Regions from separate parts of the Homo sapiens genome. Here all the other regions are linked to region 2. A link is a loop called in an ENCODE intact Hi-C map of the cell type or tissue named here. Cell type or tissue: MCF 10A. All regions are shown on one strand.

Region 1 (4,000 bases), 130 kb before region 2:
GATAGAGGAATCTGAAAGTTTGGTGCAGCCTTAATGGCTGTCATTGCTGAGAAAGATGCTTCTCCAAAATATGTTGATCCAAATGTGGGAAAGATGCATTGTTGGCTGGGCTTACTAAATCATGAAACTTATTTTAACTTGCATCCACCAGTTATGAGAAAGTTCTTTTTTTAAGTTTGCTAGTGAATTTCATTTTTTCCTGCTCTATCATTTGTTCTTGCCAGCAAGTTAGAACTTAATGAATTTTTATGTGTTTAATAAATGCGTTCTTCAAAATATCCTGAAACTCTTCACTTTAAAATCGATTTTAAAATTTTATTACTAGGTTTTCTAAGTTTCCAGTGTTCTGATTGTTAAAGGTTATACATTTACACAGCTTTGGCAACAAAAATAACATTAACGATGGAAACATTTTCAGCCATTATTTGCAAAATGCTTTTATCATTGCAGAGGTTTTTGGTTTTCTTTGTTCAAAAAGCAACTGATTTCTCACCTTAGAGAAGTAAATTAGTTTGACTGAGAAAGACTCTTCCTTTAAACCCCACTCTTTCACTGATTACTGAGTGATCTTGGGGAAGTCAGTTTTGCCTTTCTGAGCCTTGGTTTCCTCATCTGTAAAATGGAGTTAATTGTCCCTACTTTTTAAGGCTGTGTCATGAGTCAATGACTTAACCCACTGAAAGCAGAACATGCCTGGTCCATGTATTTAAATGGGACCAGTAAGTGTGTTTATTTGTTCAAAACTGTCTAAGAAGTCTACTACCATCTGCCACTTGTCACAGGAAGTCAGCATACTTGCATGATTGCATGCTTCTTCTTGTAAGAAAAAATGCACAACTTTAAGTTAGACTGTGCTTTATTTCATCCCAAGATAACCCACAAACCTCTTTGTGACACAACAATTGTCATGTTTATTTCCCATTTCATTTAAGCTAAAGCTAATACTATTTGCAATTCTGCAATTTAAGATGCATTTCTTTCACAGGGCACAGTTAAACTACAGGTGTATGGAAACATGTGAATGTAAACAAACAAAGGAAGATCCTGCTGCAGCCTTCCGTGTTGGAGGACTCCTGCTCTTGCTGCAGTGTCCTGTGTGACCTCTCAGATGTGGCACAAGACTGTCTGATTCACTAGACATCAAATGTTAGTAGGCCTACTTTCTTTTTTTTACTCTTATATAGAATGTAAATATCAAGGGGATTTCATGTATCTTGTGCCCTCCACTGTGGAGTCCATTGCTCTGGTCTAGCAGTTTCTAACAAAGATTCTCTACATACTACCAGAGCTACTAAGTCAGACTCCTTGGGTGAGGTCTGCTTCTCCACCAGCTCCCAGCCTGCTGGCGTCTGACAACTTGATGAAACTAACCTCCCCACGTGGGCAGCTCCTTTACAGCAGCCTTGACAGGTGTTCATCTTCTTGAACATTTCTGATGATGAAGAGCTTATTACCTTCCAGTGTGGTCCAGCTCATTTTTGGACTCCTATAATTGTCAGAAAACACGTTCTTCTGCCCTCCCTGTAGCTCTTCCCACTGGTATAAGTATATTGCTCTCTGGTGTCACACAGAAAATGATTCACCATCTCCTCCCCTCTTCTCCCTCTCTCCTCCCTAGACCCTTAAATCAATTCCCAACTGACTTGGTTTCTAGAATGTTTCTCCCACCCAGATTCCCCTCCCCTGGCTGGTCTACTACTTGGAAATATTGCTCAATATCTTGTGTGTCATCGGGCCAGGGCAGAGCACTGTGGGTGTGTGGCCTCCTCTGATTGCTGCTGCAATGGGACTGTTAATGCCAAAGAGATTCATCATCACCAGCTGAGATTTGCCTGCTCTCTCCAATTGGGTGCTATGTATATATGCAGCACTACATTCATGAATGGTAGAAATATCTTGCATAATTGAGTTGAGGGATTTTGAAACTCTCTTCAAGATATTTCCTCTGTGTCCACACGTACATAATATACTGGTTCATGGTGCAAAGTCCTAAAGATATGATATTCTAAAGTTTGTGTTTCTATCTTCATCTTGTTTCTTACCATTAAAAATATGGCATCAGGCTGGGTGCAGTGGCTCACGCCTGTAATCCCAGCACTTTGGGAGGCTGATCAGGAGTTCAAGACCAGCCTGGACAACATGGTGAAATCCCATCTCTACTGAAAATATAAGAATTAGGCAGGTGTGGTGGCTGGCATCTGTAATCCCAGCTACTAGGGAGGCTGAGGCAGGAGAATCGCTTGAACTAGGGAGGCGGAGGTTGCAGTGAGCTGAGACCATGCCACTGCACTCCAGCCTGGGCAACAGAGCAAGACTCCATCTCAAAAAAAAAAAAATGGCATCAGGACAAGCACTGAACCTAGGATCATGTCAGTTGGTACCATGTAGGCCCACCTCTACTGTGTGACTTTCAGCAGGACACTTACTCTTTTTGTGTCTCTCAACCCTCAACAGATAATATGAGAATATCAGTGCCTACCCTCCTGACCTCAGAAAATTTTAGCAAGAATTAAATTAGTTACAAATTGTGAAAATTTTTTACAGTAGCTTTTAAAAATAGAATGTATATATTACTACCGTTATTATTACTATGTAAGCTGTAGGCACTTAATAAATATTAATGGAGAAATGAAACATAAATGATAGAGAAAGGGCTAAATAATGACAAGAAGGAAGATCAGAGTAAGATAAGACGTAACATCAATTCAAGCTCTTGGCACCTTAAGCCATTGTCTGTCGCCGATGGCAACACAGAAAGAATCACAGTACTTTAAGTCCAGGACAGTGTTTAAAGAATTCAGGGCTTACTTTCTGGCAAGGGATCATCTCACCCATGATTTCTAAAGCTCCATGCAGTTAATGAGGCATCTAGTAGCACCTGTTCAGAATTTACCCAGGAAGAAATGTAATGGGGAAGAGGCAGAAGCTAAGAGGTAAGGCTCACATTCATCAATGCACATTGCTAGTCTTCCGAGGATAGCAAAATATTTAACTGCTGGGCAGCAAATCCCATTTGACTGTTTAAGTAAGAGGTAGTGATTAATATCAAGCTAAAAGTATGTGCCTTTCTACATTTTATTATATAAAATACACTAATGGCGTATATATGAAATAAAATTGCATTTTCAACAAGTTTTTCATTCTCCCATGAACTAAGCGTCACAGGATATTTGTTCCTATGCATTTAGTCATCCATCCATTTATTCAAACAAACATCTCTTAAGTGAATATTATGTGCTCAGCTTTGTCCCAGGTATAGCAGGACTAAAAGATGAATAACCTTGTAGTCTGGGCATAGGAGACACACACACGTACAGCGAGAGAGAGAGAGATTTAAATGCACCATGATGTGATTGAACACAGACAGATGACTCAGGGTGCAGAGGGCCTTACAGGTGATCTTTGAGCAGCAGATCAGTCAGGACTCAGCTGTAGATCAGAGAAACCATTCTAGCAAGTTTAAGTAGAACAGGATTTAATACAGGAAATCAGGTGCTAACAAAATCTTTGAAAGGTCAGGAAAAACAGTCTCTGTGAAACCTGGAGAAATATATCCTAGAACAATACTGCAGAACCGGACTCCCAGGTGGAGCTGCCTTCTCTGCCATATTCAGGAAGCTTGGAAATCAAAAGACTGACAGTGCAACCACTGGCTCCAGGAATACACCTCATTTGCAATTTTCAAGGGTACAATTGTTGGTTCCTGTTAGATCCTTGCTGGGGGGAATAATAAAGGCTAACAGACCACACAGCTCTTGCCATTTAACTCAATTCTGATTTTAAGTCTTCTGTGAATGCATCTGACTAACAGAGCCCTAAATCATATTTGGAACCTCTGCAGTACAGAAACCCCAAGAAGAGGGTTTGCATAGCTACCAGTGAGCCTGTTTAGCTCACCCAGATCAGCAGAAAATGTAAAGATGAAACAATATTAGGGTGGAGAAGGGGAAAGGACTGAAGCTAAGAGGAACAGCATGTGCATGATACTAACCAGTATTGG
Region 2 (4,000 bases):
GTTTATGACTCTCTCAGCCCCTGATGCTTCCCCTTAGGTGGGTTCTCTGTTACATGGAGACTAAGAAAGAATGACAGAGATTTCAGTGAATTATGTGAATAGACTTTAAGAGTTTAACGTCAGTACTCTTGATATTGTGACATCCTAATCTTTTTGTTTGTTTTCCTGACAGAAGAGTGTATACCAATTAAAGAAGAGTCAAAATCCTCTACTTGCTCTTTTTCAGCTGCTTAAAAACCCACCAGATTTTTTCTTAATTTACCAATTATAAAGCTAAATTTAAATTTTTGTCAGCTTCTATTTCTAAAAAATGCTTAGTATCTTAGATCCAATTAATCTTGTCTTAGCTCAAAGTATAAATAAATCTCTGTAGCAAATATCTCTTACGTCATGCAGAAGATGTGAGTGCTTGGTTTTTTGTTTTTTAAATTTTCTTCTTAAATGTAGCATTTTTTAATAACACTAACGTTTTAATGATTTTTTTCTCCTTGAAAATGTTGACTGTTTAAGATTGGTCAAATCTTCTATTTTGGTTTAAATGGGTATTACCATTAATATTGTCTGAATTTTTCCTACAAAAATAACAAACATGATGTATAATTACTCTAGTTTATCTTTTAAAGAAGAATTGTATTATTTTAGGGTCTGTTCTTATAATTCATCAAAAATATTTTTGTAACAATTCATAAAAATGGCTTATCTTCCAAGGAGACAAACTATAAGACTGGTCATTCTTTGCTCACTTGTTTCATAAGCTAAATAAAGAGGGTTAGAAAATAATAGAAAAACTCTATTGAGTGGCTACTCAGTGCTGCATACTAGGCTAAACATTACATACATTATCTGGTAAGGCTTACAACATGCTATAAGCAGTGATAGGTGTTGTTATCATCTTAATTTTGTATATAAGGAAAATAAAGCTTAGAGAACGTCAAGTTGCCCACAGTTACACAGGCAGAAAGAAAACACTTTCTCATGAAAAAATCATTATAAAATGGAGTCGATAACAGGTTACAGCATCACAAGTGCATATTTGTTTTATTATTGTTGCTACTATTGAAAACATATAGTTATACACACACACACACACACACACACGCACACACACACACACACACAGGTTGAGTATTCCATATTCAAAATGCTGGGACCAGAAGTGTTTTGGATTTCAGATTTTTTTCAGTTTCTGGGATATTTGCATATACATAATGAGATATCTTGGGGATGAGACCTAAGTCTAAACATGAAATTCATTCATGTTTCATATACACTTTATACACATAGCCTGACATTAACTTCATATAATATTTTAAATAATTTTGCACATGAAACAAAGTTGTGTATATTGAACTATCAGAATGCAGAGTGTCAGGTATGAAATTTTCCACTTGTGGCATCATGTCAGCAATGAAAAAGTTTCCTATTTTGGAACATTTTGTATTTTGTATTTTCAGATTGGGATGCTCAACCCATATATAAATAAATATATGTAAACACACACACATACACACACACACATATATGATTATTGTTAATAGAACATTAGACTGGAAGGGAATGACCATAGCACATTAATCCCCTCATTTTCCAAATGAAGAAATTTAGGGCCACAGAAATGAAATGACTAGCCCACAGGGACACAGCCAGTTAATTGAATTTCAAAATCAATCTGCAGAGATATATATATATAGAGAGAGAGATATATAGATATAGATATATAGGGTGTGTGTGTGCCTCCTGAGTTCCATGAATGTTTACCAAAAAATTTCTTTCCTAGGTTCTCACATTGTAAAACTATCATGTTAATGTCATAGACCCATATATTTGTTTCTTCACATGATGCTTCCTCCCTAACTCTGTAGGACAAAGAAATACACTGCATATTTATGTTAAGTTTTGCAGGTGCCTGTTTGTTTACACTGTGAATGGGTAACCATGGTTGCTTCAGCATTATCACTCTCAAGCTTGTCCATATAATTGTGTAGTGGTATCACTGGGGTTGTGAAACAACCAGTAATATTCTTCTTTGTGTTTATATTTAGTAGTGACTGTTAATGGTGTGATTATAGGATGTAAACAAGCTCCACCTAGAGTGAGCTCAAATGACTCAGTGACTGCCTGGGGGCCGGTTGCCCCATGCATATTGCATTCAGAAATGAAAATATCCAGCGTAGACAAGTTTATTATGACTATAAATTTGACTTCATACTATTACTACTTCAAGCCAAATTACATATGTTTGATGAGGCATAATTTCTTATTAGATCCAAAGAATACCAGGGCAGACTACATTGCGATGGAATTATAATTTGAATTTTAATCATTTTGTTCTTTTCCAAATTCTGACTAATGAAATAAATTCAGTACTGTAGTTACACAAATGAATAGGGGACAGCATAGGACAAAAAAGGAACAAATTGTATTGCTTATCATTAATATTTTTTATAAACATAAGCATAACTGTTGGCATTTATTCCTGCCCTTTTCATCAGCCTTATGGTGGTTGCTTCTGAAAGACAGATGTCTGAGTTTGGACATCTCTGATTGGGGATTGAACACCCCAAATTCTGCCCTCTCACGATTCTCTGAAATTTTATTTTGATAACCTCTATGCAAATCCTTCATGTAGATCAATGTTCCTCATTTTTGACAAAGAGAATGTGTTGAAACCTTTTCAACAAAATATCTTTTGTGAAGAGGGGAGGGAATTGTAGGAAGGACCTGTGTTTGTGCTTGCTATATTTCTCCCTTTTCTTCAGTACTTCTGGGATTCAGACATATGAAATAAATGTTTACAATAAAAGATGCCATTGAATACATGAAGTCATAGCTGGAATTGCCTCTAACACCTCATCTTATTATCTGTACTAAGTACACCATCAGCTGCATTTGTATAATATAAATAATAGAAGCATGGAGTTACCTGAATAATGAGCAATTTCTCCTTAATTCTAACTACTTTTAATTCATTCTAGTGAGTACTTAGCTTCTAATCAGAATATTTATTGTCTGATCATTTTTCTAAATCACAATTACATATTTGTGTATATGAACAATCAGAGTTTCATAAGGGTTAAGGAGTCAGGTGAAATAAGCCAGTGGAAACAAGATGATATATAATTTTTAATATTAAAAGTATGGTATTTGCCACACTGCTAGACAGTTCTCTCTTTTTTAATGCATAAAAATGGCAAAATATCATTGCTGTGAATGTCTTGAGAGTCTGGTGTCTGGCTATATACTGTTTTTCTAAAGTATTTAAGTCATCAAAACAGTAGCAGGAGGTCATTGTCTAATGTTACTTTACAGCTGGAGGCAGGCAGATCAGGAAGATCTTAGATTCATTTTACAAAAAATGTTCACATGGGAAAATATTAATAAGTGTTAAAAAATTAAAAAGAAAAGTTTTAGGGTTTGCATTAAACAGGAATAAGATTTATACTCTGCTTCTGTAAGGGTATTGAATATCATTTCAATTTGCAAATATTGATACAACTGTCATTATTTTCAAATTGCGACAATTTTGAGTTTTCTTCACTTGAAACATTGTCCCAAGGGGCATTATGACTATTAAACTAATCTTTATTCATGATTTATACAGCCTGAACTCAAATCTCTGGAACGAAATTAGTAAATCATGTGTCAACTGAGAGAATAGCAGAAACCGTAAACAATTTGATGAACAATTTCTAGGTGAATGGCACCACTTATGCCAACTTTTAGTTTATGGAAATTTTCTATGTAAGATATAAAAACTCTTAGGACCTCCTGGAAACAGTAGAAAGTCACGTTCTTGCTGGATTTACTCCAAGATGGGTTGAAACCAGGCTGGATCAAACCGTTGTATGGACCGTTGGAAAGATAATTAGCAGGGAATATCACACAGCTTGACTTCATAGCATTCTAAAACTCTAACTCAAACCCCTCCTGCTGCAATTTATGCCCATTTCTTCTTGCGGTTTTCTCAGAGGAGCTCTTAGAGCATAACTGAGTGCCTTCG
Region 3 (4,000 bases), 350 kb before region 2:
TCCATTGATAAAAAGCACAATTCCTGGGGCCTGCCTGTGGGCCTGGTACAGGGACCCATTTCAGCAAACTTCACCAGAAAGAACAATGTGTGGGAATATACCCTAGGATGAACCTTCAGTAATTAGCAGATTGCTACGGTCTACAGCAACTGAAAGACTGCTCTGCTTCAACATGTTCTTAGAGTGTTAGATTAGCACACTTTAGAAAATAAAAAGATTTTTATTACAAAGTGATTCAAAATATATGCTTGAAATATAGACAGAAAGAAAAAGGGTTATTTTGTTTTGGTTTGTTTTTTTAAGACAGGGTCTCACTCTGTCACCCAGGCTGGAGTGCAGTGACACAATCACAGCTCACTGCTGCCTCAACCTCCCAAACTGAATGGATCCTCTCACCTCAGCCTCCTGAGTAGCTGGGACTACACATGCATTCCAACACACCTGGCTAATTTTTGTATTTTTGTAGAGACGGGTCTCATCATATTGCCCATGCTGGTCTTGAACTCCTGGGCTCAAGCAATTCACCTCTATCAGCCTCCAAAAGTTCTGGGATTACAGCCATGGGCCACCACGCCCGGCAAGATTCATATATTTTTAAGTTTTAATTTTGAGAAGGAATTAAGATCTGTGATGGTCTTTGATGAAGGTCACATTGTGATTATAAATTTTAAAATATATTAATGGACCCCAAATGTACATAAGTGTTTGTATATTACCTAAATAAGGCAAGAATTTCCTTTATGCACAGGTGGGCATAAATGCACACCAAGTATAATGTTAAAAATAAATACATAAATAAACTGGAACATTAATATCAAGATAATTACAGTTTTTATGGGGAAAAAACCTTTAATTTTAAGCAGGTTCTGATAACTCTTTAAGGGCAATTTGAACTAAGGAAGCTAAAGGTTTTTGAACTAACACTGAGTTCTGAACTCAGCAGGGCCACAAGCTTTGCAATCTCTGACATTTTCCTTAATCTCTTCTGTTCTTGTCCTCATCAAATGTCATTTCCCTGTTGCCTTTATTATAAATTCTCTCCCTCAGCTCCTTTTTTTTAAGATTCAAAGTCTTTAATAGCAGTATCTTCATTTTACTGCAAATATTGGAAACAACAGCAGCCAAAAGCACTTAAAATTAAGTGCACCCCATCACAATGAATACATTCATTTCCTTCTTATAAATACAGTTTCCATAAACTATATTACTGTCATTTGTTCAAGATTTTAAACTTCCTAATCATTTAACTTAAACAGGAAAATAAAATCTAATGAATGTAAACCATACATGAAGAATATCTCAATTGAAGAATCTATGAAGGGTAGAAATAGTTCCTGCCTGGAATATATTTTTCATATCCCGCTAATTTGAAAGAGCCTATGATTCATTCCTAAAATTCCCTTAGTCCAACATGTAAGCCTCCCTAATTGTTTGAAATTCAAACCATTACATAAGCTTTCTGTCAACTTACTTCTCTCTTTGCAATAATTTATTTTCTCATCCAAGATCTACTTAACAGTGTGTTCAGGACATAAGTAAAAATTCTCTAGTCTTTTCACTAGAAACTGCATAGAAATCTCTAACGGAACCAACTCTCCACATCCTTCATCTGATATTTCTCCATTGCCTTGGGCTGCTGGTCATCTTTTGACATAACCAATCCCACCTCTTCAACTAGACTGTTGGGTCCTTGAAAGCAGAGCCCATGGTTTTGTCTTGTCTCCTATTCTACTCCTCCCTGACTTCTACTTCTCTCCCCATCTGCAAGAATATATAGATGATCAATATACGGTTGCTAAGTAAGAACAATACCAGGATCTATAAAGTCATGAAACATTAAAGTATATTGAGCACTTGAGGAGAGTCAAGAGATCATATCCTGTGAGTCCCAGACAACCGATCCAGAGGGGTGAGGTGGGAGAGAAATAACAGAGTGGGATCCATAACTGGGGAGAACAGATGCCTCAGCAGGCAGCCTGGGTAACTGAGAAACAATCCCTGAAGTGACCTATTCCGCCAGGAGGTGGCGCTTCAGCTCAGGGCCGCCCTTGGTTGGCCAACTTTCCACTTCATCTTCAAGGCATCTCCCCGAACCTACAGAAATATCTCCCCACCAGCAATGGAACCGAAAGTAAAACATGAGGTGTATCATCCCAGAAAGTCTTGCCCTTCTTAGGAAAAACTATAAGGAAGTTATTCTGAATCTTATTTAAAGAAAAGCTTTACTTTTTCAGCAATTGAATAATCCTGAGGGAGGTGTCTGCCTGACCACAAGTCTTCCCCAATGTATCTGGGAGTTCTCACTTTTAGATACAAGGTGTATATAGGGGTGGTTTCTTAAAACAAATTTTAATGTGGCAAAATCTGAGTCTGTACATTGCTGATTTTACATTTAGCAAGAAACATGTTTAACATCAATGGAGGAAAAGGTTGTCTAAATGGATAAAGGTAGTAAAAAGTGAATTGTAAATATTGTTTCAGACGAGAAAACAAATATGAAGTGCCATAAAGGTTAGTACTGTTTTTATATGTGTCCGTGCATATAAGTGTGTACAAATGTTAAATACACACAAATTACATTTTAGGCTAATCGGATGAGTAGGTTAAGTTTATGCTTTATTAACACAAGAATTGAAATTATAATTAAATCTTGATTCTTCTCCATAAATCATATGCTTTATGGGTCAGGTTAAGAGAATCTAGTCAACTACAAATTCTCTTGGAGGTACCCTGAAAACTCAGAAGTATGCATTTGGAGAAAGATAATAAAGCAATAATCTTACAAAGTGGATCTATGGCTACATGGAATTAGAAACAAACAAAAAAATTATCTCTGGGATATAGATGTGGCTTCCAAATCTACACGATCCCATAGAGCCGTGTCAGAAAGACAGCCATCCTTTCCCAAGAGCCCCAGGGTCACAGAGAACCAGCCTTCACAATCCAGGAAGAGCTAAAGAGAAAGTTTTCAGCTGTGTGTTCTTGCTGTTGAGAACGTATACTTTTTCTACCTGTCCCAAGTCATTAAATTCTTAGATTAATTTCCTTTAATGATGAGCCAGATTCATGTTCATCATTTAAAAAGAAAGAAAAACAACCTTAATGAAGACATTTGCCTTAGAAACTGCCACAATCAAAGACAGACCTTTTCAGATGTAATTAAATTTTTTTCAAGATAATTTATCTTATTAAAATATGGTAATTTACCATGGTTTCAGGTTATCTGAAACCTTTCTAAGATTGAAAGCTATAGTTAATTTCTTGCTATAAGCAGTAAAATTGAACCTAAGAGAGTCAGAGAACATTTTACATTTACAAAAGCACACAAAAGCTAAAACTGTTTATTTATATCCAAGGTACTTATAGGAAACTGGTTGTACCCCAGGATTCTGCATATGGTTTGGTATTGGAGTGCAAAGCACAACCCAGAAAGAACATAACTGTCCTGGCTAAAAGGATCCAACCTTCCCTCTGAGGCATCCTTGCTGATAAGAACTTCAGAAGAAAGTCCTTACAGAGATGTAAGTTTTTACCACATCAGTATGCCCAATTCAAAACTCTGTGCGATTGGGGGTTTAATGAAGCACTTTGTTATTCTCTGAAACAAAAATGAAAAAATAGAGACAGTTCTTCAGGCTTAATCACCACATCTGTTATTAGGCCCTTTACTGTGATTGACTGGAGTGTATGTCGGACACGGTGCCAAAAAGCTCCCCATAAAAGCAGCTTCCTGCTCACTGCCTGAATGGCATTGGTCTCTGTTATGACCAGGATTTATATGGCAAACAAGCAAAGCCTGGTGCCCACAAGCCACTGTGCCAGCCGAAGGCACTTTTTCCTGGTGCCAGTTAAGATAGAAGTGGGACCTGGGCTGCTTGCTCTGACTTCCATCCCTCTTTGCCTTCTCTCCCTCCTTCAAAACTGACCATGCTTCCCTGGAGACCATGAAAAGGAGGCACAGTGAGAGAGGAAGGAGCAAGGCGAGACGAGGTGGGGGCTG

The links. A loop is a pair of places that touch in the nucleus more often than their neighbours do. Peaks named below come from ENCODE experiments on the same cell type or tissue, not always from the same donor. Only the 100,000 strongest peaks of a DNase experiment are listed, where the experiment ranks them.
Region 1: a loop joins it to region 2, with 3.0 times the contacts of the local background. A loop is called at or near these places in 3 of 110 quality-filtered maps.
Region 3: a loop joins it to region 2, with 5 times the contacts of the local background. A loop is called at or near these places in 9 of 110 quality-filtered maps.

What each region holds. Positions count from the first base shown.
Region 1 is chr5:127,086,165-127,090,164 of GRCh38, reverse strand. No RefSeq gene overlaps it. Among named protein-coding and RNA genes, the nearest start is that of C5orf63, 15 kb to the right of the region's middle. In MCF 10A, no CTCF peak of the experiment used is centred here; a DNase peak (open chromatin) is centred at 1,794.
Region 2 is chr5:126,959,933-126,963,932 of GRCh38, reverse strand. All of the region lies in intron 1 of MARCHF3 (membrane associated ring-CH-type finger 3), which reads left to right. Among named protein-coding and RNA genes, the nearest start is that of MARCHF3, 69 kb to the left of the region's middle. In MCF 10A, no CTCF peak of the experiment used is centred here; a DNase peak (open chromatin) is centred at 2,082.
Region 3 is chr5:127,312,074-127,316,073 of GRCh38, reverse strand. The region is part of intron 1 of MEGF10 (multiple EGF like domains 10); the gene reads right to left. Among named protein-coding and RNA genes, the nearest start is that of MEGF10, 23 kb to the right of the region's middle. In MCF 10A, CTCF peaks have their summits at 1,808 and 2,038 (motif pointing right); a DNase peak (open chromatin) is centred at 2,033.